Regions from separate parts of the Homo sapiens genome. Here all the other regions are linked to region 2. A link is an interaction called in ENCODE POLR2A ChIA-PET data of the cell type or tissue named here. Cell type or tissue: GM12878. All regions are shown on one strand.

Region 1 (4,000 bases), 160 kb after region 2:
TGCCTGGTCCCCTACTCTCCCAGTCTTGCCCCATCTGGTCTAGCTTTTCCTCCTAGCAGCAGACTGAGCTTTCTGGAACCCAAATCTGACCACGTCCCACCTCCACTTACAGTATGTCACTGGGTCCCACTGCCCGCAGGCTGGCATCCAAGCTTGCTCTCGCCCTGGCATTCAGGATCAGCTGCCTTGGATCTACCCCCTGCCAACAGGTCCCCACCGAACCCCACAATCTGACCCAGATGAGCCATCATCCCCAACACTCCCTGTCGTGTCCCGGAAGCCTGACCTTGACCCTGGTCAGCTGTTTCCCACACCCCGAATGCACTTGCTGTCCTTCCCATCAACATGGGCTCCTCCTTCAAGGTTGGTCCGAGTGGTTGCCCCCAAGAGGGGCCTCCAGGATTCTTAGTGACAAGTGACAGAATCCAAATGTGGCTCATTCAAGCAGAAGAAAAGGTATTAAACAGATATTGGGGTATGCAAAACTCCCAGGAAGGCAGGAGGATCCCATGGAAAAGGGGAGGCAAGACGTCACCCCTATTCCTACCACAGAGCCAGCCTGGTGAAGTCCTCCTTCTTCACAGCTGCCAGGAACTCCATGTGGCCCAGGCTCCCCCCAGAAAGAGTCCTGGACAGGACAAGCCTCCAATTCAAACTCCAGAGCAGGTGCCTCTGATTGGCAGAGTCCAGTCACATGCCATGCCCTAGCTGCAAGGGAGGCAGGGAAAGTGGGTGTGGACTATTTGGGCTCCTCCCATGGAAGGCGGGCTCTACTTGCCCATTGTCCTATGTGGGAGGAGTTTCCTAACTCTGGGGTGGGAGTTCAGAGAGTTAGGGCTCATAGACTAAGGCTCTGTGCCTCCCCAAACCTCAGCATTCCCCATCTCAGGAGAGGCACAGTCGAATATCTGGTCACTCAGTCCTTGACACAGCCCTCTGCTGCACCCCAAGTCCACAGGTTCGACTTCCTGCGTGTGTCTTGCACCCATGGGCATTTCCACATCTCTGCCTCCTTCTCTGTGCAAGCTTCCGTGATGAGTCTCCCATGCAGTGGAGGAGACAGGCACTAAAATCATGAGGACAGCCCAGTGTGATACATGCTGTGATGGGGACATGCAGGGAGCCTAGAGGAGGCACCTGGTCCAGCTGCGGGCATCTGGGAAGGCTTCCTGGAGGTGACACTGCTGAGTGTTGGAGAAAAAATAGGAATTATAGAAACAAAGGTGTTAGGCCTTGTGCAGTGGCTCACAACTGTAATCCTAGCAGTCTGGGAGGCCAAGGTGGGCGGATCACAAGGTCAGGAGTTCGAGACCAACCTGGCCAACATGGCGAGACCCCATCTCTACTAAAAATACAAAAATTAGCTGAGCGTGGTGTACATGCCTGTAATCCCAGCTACTTGGGACGCTGAGGCACAAGAATTGCTTGAACCCAGGAGGCAGAGGCTGCAGTGAGCTGAGATCGTGCCACTGCACTCCAGCCTGGGTGACAGAGTGAGACTCGGTCTCAGAAAAAAAAAATAAAGAGAGAAAGAAAGGTGTTGGAGGCATCCTCTCAGGCTGAGGCAACAGCTTTGCAAAGCCACAGAGGTGCAAGGGGGAATTCCAAGGAGTTCTGGCATCACCAGGGGTAATGTGTGAGGCAGAGTTGTCAAGAGATGAGACCACTCAGGGTGGAAGGTACCCAATCACTGCTGGCTTATGAGGCCTGGCTTTGAGTGAGGGCTAGGTGCCAGGGCAGGGGAGTGGCATGGTCAGATGTGAGCTGAGAACGACCCCTAGGAGAGGCTGACCTGGGGAGCAGCCAGGGGTGTGACAGGACTGTGGGGAGCAGGAGAGGGACTTGACCTGGAAGACTCAGCTGGCTTCTGGGGGCAAGCAGAAGTTTGCCACTGCTGCTGCGGCATGTCTGGGCGAGGCAGAGAGACGTGGGCAAGTCCCTGGCCCAGTCTGGTGTCCTCAGTTTCCTTATGTGTAAAGAGAAGGGTGTGGTGATCTCCAGGCCAGGGGCTGAGAGCCATTGAGGCCACCCACTTCCTGGTCCTGTCCGCCCCACTCCCACGATGTACCAGGAGCTGGGGATGCAGTGACAAGAAGTGGAAGCCACAGCCCAGCTCTCATGGGCAGTGGGTCCGGGAGTGGACATGCAGTGATGACCTAGGTCTGGGCTGAAGAAGCTTTTCCCAGCAGTATGTAGCCCAGCACGCAGGAGAGATGCACCAGGAAAGGGATCTTAGCCGTTGACAACTGCCCTCCCATAGCAGCCCCACTGGGGCCAGGTTTCTTGGGACAATCAATGCCATCATTCCGGGAAGCCTACCCCAGGAGAGGCCCTGATTTCCCCCCATTTGCATAGCCACAGTAACAGGAAACAGGACTCACATTGCCTCATCAGTGCGGGCTGGGCCAGGCCAGGCCAGCTCAGGGCTCAGCTTGGATGTCCCAGCCTGGGCTGCCTCCTGGACAGCTGGCAGAAGCCCCATCTGGGCACTCCATCCGGTGGTGGCCAGACAGGTGGCCCGGGAGCTCCAAGGCTGTCCCCAGGCCCACCTGGATGTCCGACATGAAGGCTCCAAGCAGCTCAGCAGCATCCCCTGGGAAGGAAGGGGGGCTGTCAACAGTGACAGCTGGGTGCTCTATTGGGGTCAAAGTGCGCCGAGTTACTGCCAAGCTATCCTGGTTCCCAGAAATGATGTGTAGAACTTCCTGCCGCAAGGAGTGTGGCTATCTGCTACCTGGCCCCCCTCCATCCTCTCCCAGTTTCCCCCAGCTCCCTTCCAGAAAGCCAGGCTTTCAGCAGGAAGAGTGTTTCTCGGATGCCGTTCACTGGGTGCTGGGTGTGACCCAAGGCTCCACGTGCTGAGCTGGGTCCAGAAACCAGGAGTTTGGGGTGCAGAGAAGGGGCAAGCTTGAGTTTAGCCTCATCAGAGCCAGGTGCCCCTGGAGCCCTGGACCTCATGGGCCTCAGTCCTCCCACATCTGCCATGGGGATACTTGTGACTACCTCTCAGCGTTGACAGGAGGCACTAAAAGGGAAGGCGCTGTAGCAGTGCTGGTGACTGCGATACTAGCGCTCACGTCTGCCTTAGTCCCAGTGCTCCGGCCGCGTTGGGGCAGCTATTGAAAGAGAAGCCAGATTTCAACATTATATGAAGAGACAATGTGGTGGAAGTTTAGCCCTGTCCAAGATACCCTGTGGACACAGCCTGACCTGGGTTCGGATCTTGACTGTGCCACTTGCTGGCCGTATGACCCAGGGTGAGCTCCTCAGCTTCCCTGAAGCTCAGTTTCTGCATCTGTAGAATGGGAATGAATAGCGATGTCCATCCGTTAGGGCTATGGTAAGGAGTCGATGAGACACCACATGAAAGGGACCCGATAAAAGGGAAGGTGTGGATGACGGGGTCACGAGCCCACTGAGAGGATGTAAAGCTCAACCCTATAGCGGCTCCTGTGGCAGAGGCTGGGGTTATGGAAATAAGCCCCCGTGGCCGTGTTAAATCAACCCCCCAGAGAAGTCAGAGGCAGTGAGGAGGCAGGAAGCACTCAGTCCTAGACTAGGGATCCAGAAGACTAAGGAAGGCAAATGCCTGGCCAGTGACATCTGAGGAGGCTTCCTGGAGGAGGGGATGTCTGAGCTAGTGTCAAGGATGGACAGGTTTGGCCACCAACGTGAAAGGTCACATCCCAGGAAAGCAGCCAGCTGGGGCAAAGGCAGGGTGACCAATGTTTCTCTGCAGGCGTGGGAAGGACAAGCCACGTGGTTGAGGGATCACCCACTGCCTCCCCCACAGACCCCTGACTCCACCTCTCAGAGCCCTGAGCCTCCAGTCATGGGCACAGCCATTCTCTCTCTCACTCCAGGTCTTCAGACCCCTAGCAATGGGGATGCCCCCTTTCCTGGCATCACAGGAAAAAGTGGTGGCACATACCTGGTGGTATGGACCCTGTCCTTCTCCATGGGCCCCTGCTCTTCCTCCTCAGCATCATCGTTGCCAACA
Region 2 (4,000 bases):
AAGCCACTGCTTCAGAACGCTGACTGCGTGGTGGGGGACACGAAGCCAGGTCCTCAGCTGCTTGGTACTGGCTTTCCCTGCCTGATCCAGGGGTCTTTTCAGGCAGGAGTTTCCTTGAAGGGAAGTGATGGCCCCAAGCCTCTTAATCAGAAGCCCAGGTAGGCAGCTTCTCTCTTTGGGGTAGACACACTGGGACTGAATGCTTCAGGGGACCCTGGGGAGGGCCTCTGTTTTGGTAGGGGCACCTGTGAACTCAGGCCTCCAGGCTACATCATTGGAAGTGTTTTACTTTCTTTTGGGAATGTAACTTTTTCCTTTGAGTTTTCAACTGAAAAATAAAGCTGGCAGAATCCAAGAACATGTCTCTAGATTGCTGGGGTTGATCATCCACTCAAGAGAGGGGGAGGCGTGGGCAGCTATGGAATCTGCTCACCGATAGGGGGTGCCCTCGAGCCCTCTCTGCACTGAGCCTGGTAGGAGCTTGTAGGGCCCAGATTCCAGAGCAAAGGGCAAGGCATCAGCCACGGGGACTGAGGCAAGCTGAAGGCCAGACTTGACCGTCCTTGACCTCCGCCCCACCATCCCCCCCATGAATCCCTGGTGCATAGCAGGTGCTAGATGAAGTTCAGAAGAAAGAACTCCAGGGTGAATGGGAACAAGAAGGTTGGTCCTCCACACCCCCACACTGGAGGGAAGACAGAAGGGAGAGTGGCTGTGATTTGAGTGCTTTGCTGTGGTTACAGCCTAAAGACCCTGGAGACCAGGCACTGCTCCAAGTGCCTTGAAAGATGTTTGATCTGGGGGCTGGGTGCAGTGGCTCACGCCTGTAATCCCAGCACTTTGGGAGGCCGAGGCGGGTGGATCATGAGGTCAGGAATTCAAGACCAGCCTGGCCAACACGGTGAAACCTCATCTCTACTGGAAAAAAAAAAAAAAAAAAAAAAAATCCGGGCATGGTGGCTGGCGCCTGTAATCCCAGCTACCCAGGAGGCTGAGGCAGAGAACTGCTTGAACCCAGGAGGCGGAGACTGCAGTGAGCCAAGATCACACCACTGCACTCCAGCCTGGCGACAGAGTGAGACTCCGTCTCAAAAAAAAAAAAAAAAAGTTTGGGTCGGGCACAGTGGGTCACGCCTGTAATCCCAGCACTTTGGGAGGCCAAGGTGGGTGGATCATGAGGTCAGCAAATCGAGACCATCTTGGCTAACACGGTGAAACCCCGTCTCTACTAAACATACAAAAAATTAGCCGAGTGAGGTGGCGGGCTCCTGTAGTCCCAGCTACTTGGGAGGTTGGGGCAGGAGAATGGCGTGAACACGGGAGGTGGAGCTTGCAGTGAGCGGAGATCGTGCCACTGCACTGTAGCCTGGGCGACAGAGCGAAGGCTCCATCTCAAAAAAAAAAAAAAAAAAAAAGTTTGATCTTAGGCCTTACAATAGTCCAATGAGGAACGGATGATCCCCACTTAATGAGAGAAGAAACAAAGGCTCAGAGAGTTGAGGGGATTTCCCCAAGGTCATACAAGCTACAAACAGCCAGGATGGCACTGACGCGGGCCTGCCTGCCTCCCAAGGCTGCCCAAGCTCACTCAACCCCCACTTCTGCTTTTGCAATAAAAGAAAAGCAAATCACTGGTGCTCAGGGGCCCATGAGCAATTCAGAGTCAGATGCAACTAGAGTGTGCAGCCACCTGACCTGTTGGTTTCTCAATATGCTTAACGGATCCATGATTTCTGGTCCAGAAAGGAAACGCAGAAGCTTTCCTTCCTGCCTCCCACATTCTATGGGTCAAGTATTTACCAAAAACACAGCAGTGGACTGGACACCAGCAGAGATACAAAGAGGGAAACATAGTTCTCCCTTCTCAAGGCAGGTTGGACAACATCAATACTTTCCAACTGGGGGGTGTGGGTGGAGTACTTATGCATGAATTTGAAACAGATAGGAGAGGGAATGATTCCAGCGGAAAGACCAATTCACGTCTACAATATACACTGAACTCCAGCCTGGACAACATAGCAAGACTCTGTCTCTAAAAAAATTTAATCATTAGCCAGGCATGGTGGCACATGCCTGTCTAGGAGGCTGAGGCAGGAGGATCACTTGAGCCCAGGAGTTCAAAATCACAATCAACTATGATCACACCACTGCACTCCAGCCTGGGCATCAGAGCAAGGCCCTATCTCCAAAACAAAACAAGGTAAGATGTTTACATACAAATCAAGGTAAGAAAATCCAAAATAAAATATTACCAAACAAACCCCACTGGGGCCTTAAAAAAAAAGTGACCTAAACCAAGTGAGAATTGTACAGTGTGACAAGGATAGCTCAAAATTAGAACATCTTTTAATTTCAAATATATATATATATATATATATATATATATATATACACACATATTTTTTTTTTTTTTTTTTTTTTCCTGAGATGGAGTCTCGCTCTATTGCCCAGGCTGGAGTGCAGTGGTGCGATCTAGGCTCACTGCAAGCTCCGCTTCCTGGGTTCACTCAGTTCTCCTGCCTCACCCTCCCGGGACTACAGGCGTCCGCCACCACACCTGACTAGCTTTTTTGTATTTTTAGAAGAGATGGGGTTTCACCATGTTAGCCAGGATGGTCTTGACCTCCTGACCTTGTGATCTGCCTGCCTCAGCCTCCCAAAGTGCTGGGATTACAGGTGTGAGCCACTGCGCCCAGCCTAATTTCATTCATATTAATATGTTAAAAATCATAATCATCGTAGATGTTGAAAAGGCATTTGACAAAATTTACTACAAAATTTAGAAAAAAACACATCAAATTAGAAAGAGGGATACTTCCTTAAATTACACACGATAAAGGAAATTACACCCAGACACACACCCATCAAGCCAGAGCCCAGCATCATTTATAGGGGATGGAAGCAACAGAAGCTTCCATTAACCTTCGCAACAAAAGAATGCCCTCTGTTACCACTATTATTTTGGAGGCCCTAGCTGATGAAACTAGGCAAGGAGGAAAGTAAGACATTTAAGAAAAAAGCAGGAGGTAAAATAATTTACTCTGAAAAATGAGGCAGACAGATTTTGCTAAGGAGTTAGGTACAAAAGTAACATAATAAGCAGCCTTCCTTTTTCTTAATTTTTAAAATATAGAGATGGGGCCGGGCACAGCTCACGCCTGTAATCCCAGCACTTTGGGAGGCCGAGAGAGGCGGATTGCTCGAGGCCAGGAGTTCGGTACCAGCCTGGCCAACATGGCAAAACTCCACCTCTACTAATAATACAAAAATTAGCTGGGTGTGATGGCACACACCTGTAATACCGGGTACTCAGAAGGCTGAGGCATGAGAATTGCTTGAACCCAGGACATGGAGGTTGCAGTGAACCGGGACTGCATTACTGCACTTAGCCTGGGTGACAAAGAAAGACCCTGTCTCAAAAAAAAAATAACATAAAGATGCGGTCTTACTATGATGCCCAGGCTGGTCTCAAACTCCTGGGCTCGAGCAGTCCTTCTGCCTCAGTCTCCCTAAGTGCTAGGATTATAGATGTGAGCCACCAAGGCTGGCCTCAGTCCTCCTATGTACAAACAAGCAGTTAGAAAAGTTAACAGAAGAAAACATCCCATTTGCAACAGCACACTCCCAAAAAACAAAATTCTCAGAAATAAATGTGCAAAAATATACACACACAATCCATATGAAGAAATCTTTCAAATGCTGCTGAGGGATATGAAACACTTTGAATGCAAAGAAGGCCATGCTGCATGTGTTATCGAGAAACGTTCAACATTAAAAAGATGTCACATCAATATCAAGAGGGGGTGTGTGGAAATGGAGGCTCCACACATGCTGGGGGGAACGTGGCGGCATGGCAACTCCAAAACACAGTTTGGCGGTTTCTTAAAAGGTGAATATAAATCTACCTTATGGGGCTGGACACAGTGGCTCACGCCTGTAATCCCAGCACTTTGGTAGGCCAAGGCAGGTGGATAACCTGAGGTCAGGAGTTCGAGACGAG
Region 3 (4,000 bases), 260 kb after region 2:
AGGGAGGTTGAGGCTATAGAGAGCCGTGATCACACCACTGAACTCCGGTCTGGGTGACAGAGTGATGAGCCCTGTCTCAAAACAAACAAACAAAACTTAAAGCATTTTCTCAGTGGGAATCTTTTAAAAAATACTCTTTAAAAATAGAACAAAAACAATAAACATGTTCTTTCCTTTCTTTCTCTTTCTATCCTCCTTCCCCCTCCTCTCCTTTCCCTTTCCTCACTCTACACAGGACAACTTGACTACCTTCTGTTTTCACATTCACAAAAGAAGTTCATCTGAGAGTTTGATCTGGGAAAACGGACACAGTCATACACGTCAGTGTCAATGGGGTTTGTCCCAGGCAGTGCGACTCCCTCATAGAGCCTGGCTGCCTGAGGGGCTTCAGCGGAAGAAAGACCTGCCACCTCCACCACAAAGAACAAAAAAGGAAGGATAAAACCCCAGAACGGAACAGCTTTCAGAAATGTAATTGAGACATCAAAGCCCTGTGAGAACACAGTGAGAGATTTCATAAGAAAACTAAAATGCGGCCACACCAGTGAGACAGGAAGGATCCCAGGGAGGGAGCTCTCGCTTTTCAGAGGCTGTGGGGCAGTTAAGGAGAAATGAAGCGGCTTCTACAGATTACAAGCAAATGCTATCCGCAAGGGAGATCAAGGAATTGCGGGTTTTGGGTGACTCCTTTGTGGGTCCCGCCAGTATCATTTTAGGGAACTCCTGTACCCTGCCCCAGTCCTCGGCTGCTCCACACCCTGGCTGTGGAGCCCTGGGGGACACAGGCTAGTCACCTTGGGACTGCCATGGGGTCTTGGGTTGAGGAGAAATCCAGGAGAGAAATGCTGAATGGAATCCAACTCGGCCCACCCTCTAAAGCCTCTGCCTGCAGGCTTCATGCATGCATTTGGGAGCCAGCAGGAGTATGCTGAGTGCTAAGGTACCATGGGAAGGACTTGGTGGCAGACGGCTCTGTCGTGGTATGTGGCAGCCTCCCTGCCTGACACTCAGGAGTGGCCATGGCAAGGAGAGGCCAGTGCAGCTGACAGGTGACATGAGACTGCCTGGTCATCCATCCACCATCCCCAGATCTCACTGCCCATCGAATCTCCAATTCTACAGGGGTGGGGCTTAGGATTCTATTAAGAAAATTATCAGAAGACAATGATCAGATCAATTATCCCTATGATTTAAGAGGCCAAAGATACAGTAGTAAACGTGAAGGATTTGCATAGGCCATTCACAGATGAGGGGAAGGGGGCAGCCAGGAATGGGGATTGCCAATAAACACACACACACACACACACACACACACACACACACACACACACACACACGGCCATCCTCATGGGAAATCAGGAAACAACTCAAAATACCATCTTCTGCCCATAGGATTGGCAAGAATAAACATGTCTGATAACATCAGGTATAATGAGGATGCAGAGAAACTGGCATTTCTCAAAAGCTGCTAGTGGGAGAATAAATTAGCATAGCCGTTTTGAAGGACAAATTAGCATTATTTATTAAAACCGAAAGTTTCACATTCTATGACCTAGCAATTGGTATGTTCCCAAGAAAAACACTCACACGCGTGGGCTAAAAGACTGTGAAGAGTCAATTTTCCAGCAAGAAGGGAAAGCCTAACTAAAATGTGTTTATTCCTTCTGTGTAACACCAAGGAGCAATGACATGGAATGAATTCGCCTTCCAGAGAGTTCAAGAGAGCCAAGTCTCAAGAACATACGATGAGTAGAAAAAGAAGCTCCAAGGTGATTTTAGTTTCTTTTTCTTTCTGTTTTTTTTCTTTGAGACAGGGTCTCACTCTGTCACCCAGGCTGGAGTACAGGGGAGCGATCATGGCTTACTGCAGCCTCGGCCTCACAGGCTCGAGTGATCCTCTCACCTCAGGCTCCCAAGTTACTGGGACTAAAGGCATGCACCATCCATGCCCAGCTAATTCTTTATTTTTTGTAGAGATGGGGTTGTGCCATGTTGCCCAGGCTGGACTCGAACTGCTGGCTCAAGGGATCCTCCCACCTCAGCCTCCCAAAGTGCTGGAATTACAGGCCGATTTTAGTTTCTACACACTGCTCTGATTTTCTAAAGGGAAAATAGGTATGTTATTTGCACACTTAAAATTGAATAAAGAAATAAGTGAGTCTCTTTCCACAGCTTTACACAAAGGGACTCAGGTCTTTATGAGGCCCAGCCAGGGTTGGGGAGCAGCACTAGGCCAAGCTGCTGGCCAGCCGGGCTCTGCCTGATCATGCAGATGATAGACAATCACTGAGAACCAGGTGATGGCGTGAAGCCAAGAGCTCTCTGACAGCACCCTTGGGACATAGCTGTGGATGTTTCCAAGTGTGAGTTCTTCTCACAGTCACACCTGTGAGTTCAAGAGCTCTGGTGTCCAGTTCAGCTCACATGTGCACGTGCACAGTCTGGTGCCTACTGGGGCCAGGCTCTGTACTAGGCACTAAGTACCTATACTGAGAATGAGGCTTGGCCCCCACCAAGAGGAGTTCAGGGCCCAGGTGGAAGGCTAAGGACCATGAAAGGCTGTGCAGACCAAGCCTCCATTCTGGGGAGGAACCAGGCCCCACAGGCAAAAGGTAGGATGGCAGATGTCTCCATCTTACCCAGGACCCTGAAGGTATGGCATGCCTCCTAGCGGAACCTTGTTCCAAGGAAAGGTGACATAGCCCTCCTACTCCCAGGCACTACCTTTTATTTTTCTTTGGGGAGGGGAGAAAATTTGCTGCATGTCATATGTATGTGTGTGTGTATGTATGTATGTATGTATTGACTGAGATAGGTCTGTCACCCAGGCTGGACTGCAATGGTGCAATCATTGCTTACCGCAGCCTCAAACTCTTGCACCCAAGCGATCCTCCTGCCTCAGCCTTCTAAGTAGCTAGGACTACAGGTGTGCCATCATTCCTGGGTAATCTTTTTTTTTTTTTTTTTTTTGTAGAGATAGGATCTTGCTATGTTGTCCAGCCTGGTCTCAAACTCCTGGATCAAGTGGTCCTCCTGCCTTGGCCTCCCAAAGTGCTGGGATTATAGGTGTGAGCCACCACACCTGACCCATTCTATTTTATTTGAAAATATTAAACTTATCAACCACTTTCACTAGATAACACATTCCTAGGTTCCCATTTTAACAGGTATAAAACCTTTTTACAGTGGATAATAAGTGTCTCCTGTGCCCCTCTGCAGAGGCAACCACTGCACGGGCTCTTGTTGCCTGTCCACTGTGCATTTTCAAGCACTCATGGGGCTATGTTCTCCTCTCCATTTCCTTTCTTAAATGGTGGCATGCCACCCACACTGCCTACATTGTACTTTTGACACTTCCTGATGGCACATCGGCACTGAGACACTCCTTGTGATTTTTCATAGCTGCGTTCTCTCCCACGGTAGGGAGAACTCTACACCATTTAACAGCTCTCCAACTGGCAGACATTCGGAGTGTTTAGAAGCTTTTGCTACAACATTCAAAGGAACATTCTTATTCATACGCACATGCGAGAGTAAATTTATAGCAGCAAAGGAGAGCTTATGCTTAATTTTTCTAAAACATTTGTATTCTATTAAAATAAATTTCAGAAGGAAACTTCATATCATTACCATGAATGGAAAAACAGAATTACTTACAATCATTAAGGTAAACATGAAAACTGATTAGAGGAGAAAAGACCATTTATTAAATTACAGCCTAATGCCTGCTCTTTTGATAAAAAGAGGAAATCTGAGTTACAGAGTTTCTACGACAAACTAGTCTGAATCTGAGACCTTCTCCTTGGTGTAACAGCACAGACTAGAGGGGCACTGAAATGGATTTTCTTACGGACTATACTTTCCAAAGATGGCCACAGCAATATTTCTTACCTACATGTTCTTCTCATAGTGTGACTTTGACTCTCCTCCCATCAAGTGGTGGGGTCTACCCTTCTCCTTGAACCTGAGTGGGCCTCAGTGATTGTCTAGACCAAAAGAG

Evidence for each region. ChIA-PET counts read pairs that join two places held together with the same protein. Peaks named below come from ENCODE experiments on the same cell type or tissue, not always from the same donor. Only the 100,000 strongest peaks of a DNase experiment are listed, where the experiment ranks them.
Region 1: POLR2A ChIA-PET joins it to region 2 with 14 read pairs; 3 of 35 experiments call an interaction of 5 or more read pairs at or near these places.
Region 3: POLR2A ChIA-PET joins it to region 2 with 15 read pairs; 3 of 35 experiments call an interaction of 5 or more read pairs at or near these places.

The regions. Positions count from the first base shown.
Region 1 is chr16:11,204,563-11,208,562 of GRCh38, reverse strand. No RefSeq gene overlaps it. Among named protein-coding and RNA genes, the nearest start is that of SOCS1, 50 kb to the left of the region's middle. RefSeq lists enhancers at 1,755-1,824, 1,835-1,924, 2,245-2,384. In GM12878, no CTCF peak of the experiment used is centred here; a DNase peak (open chromatin) is centred at 1,632; H3K27ac peaks cover 2,245 bases.
Region 2 is chr16:11,368,370-11,372,369 of GRCh38, reverse strand. LOC400499 (putative uncharacterized protein LOC400499) reads left to right here. Exons shown (of 67, transcript NM_001370704.1): 67 at 1-355. All of the region lies in intron 1 of LOC105371082 (a long non-coding RNA gene), which reads right to left. Among named protein-coding and RNA genes, the nearest start is that of RMI2, 25 kb to the right of the region's middle. RefSeq lists enhancers at 1,145-1,645, 1,831-1,890. In GM12878, a CTCF peak has its summit at 441 (motif pointing right); a DNase peak (open chromatin) is centred at 1,559.
Region 3 is chr16:11,111,466-11,115,465 of GRCh38, reverse strand. The region is part of intron 19 of CLEC16A (C-type lectin domain containing 16A); the gene reads right to left. Among named protein-coding and RNA genes, the nearest start is that of SOCS1, 140 kb to the left of the region's middle. RefSeq lists an enhancer at 2,140-2,434 and a silencer at 2,140-2,434. In GM12878, no CTCF peak of the experiment used is centred here; DNase peaks (open chromatin) are centred at 458 and 2,315; H3K27ac peaks cover 2,487 bases.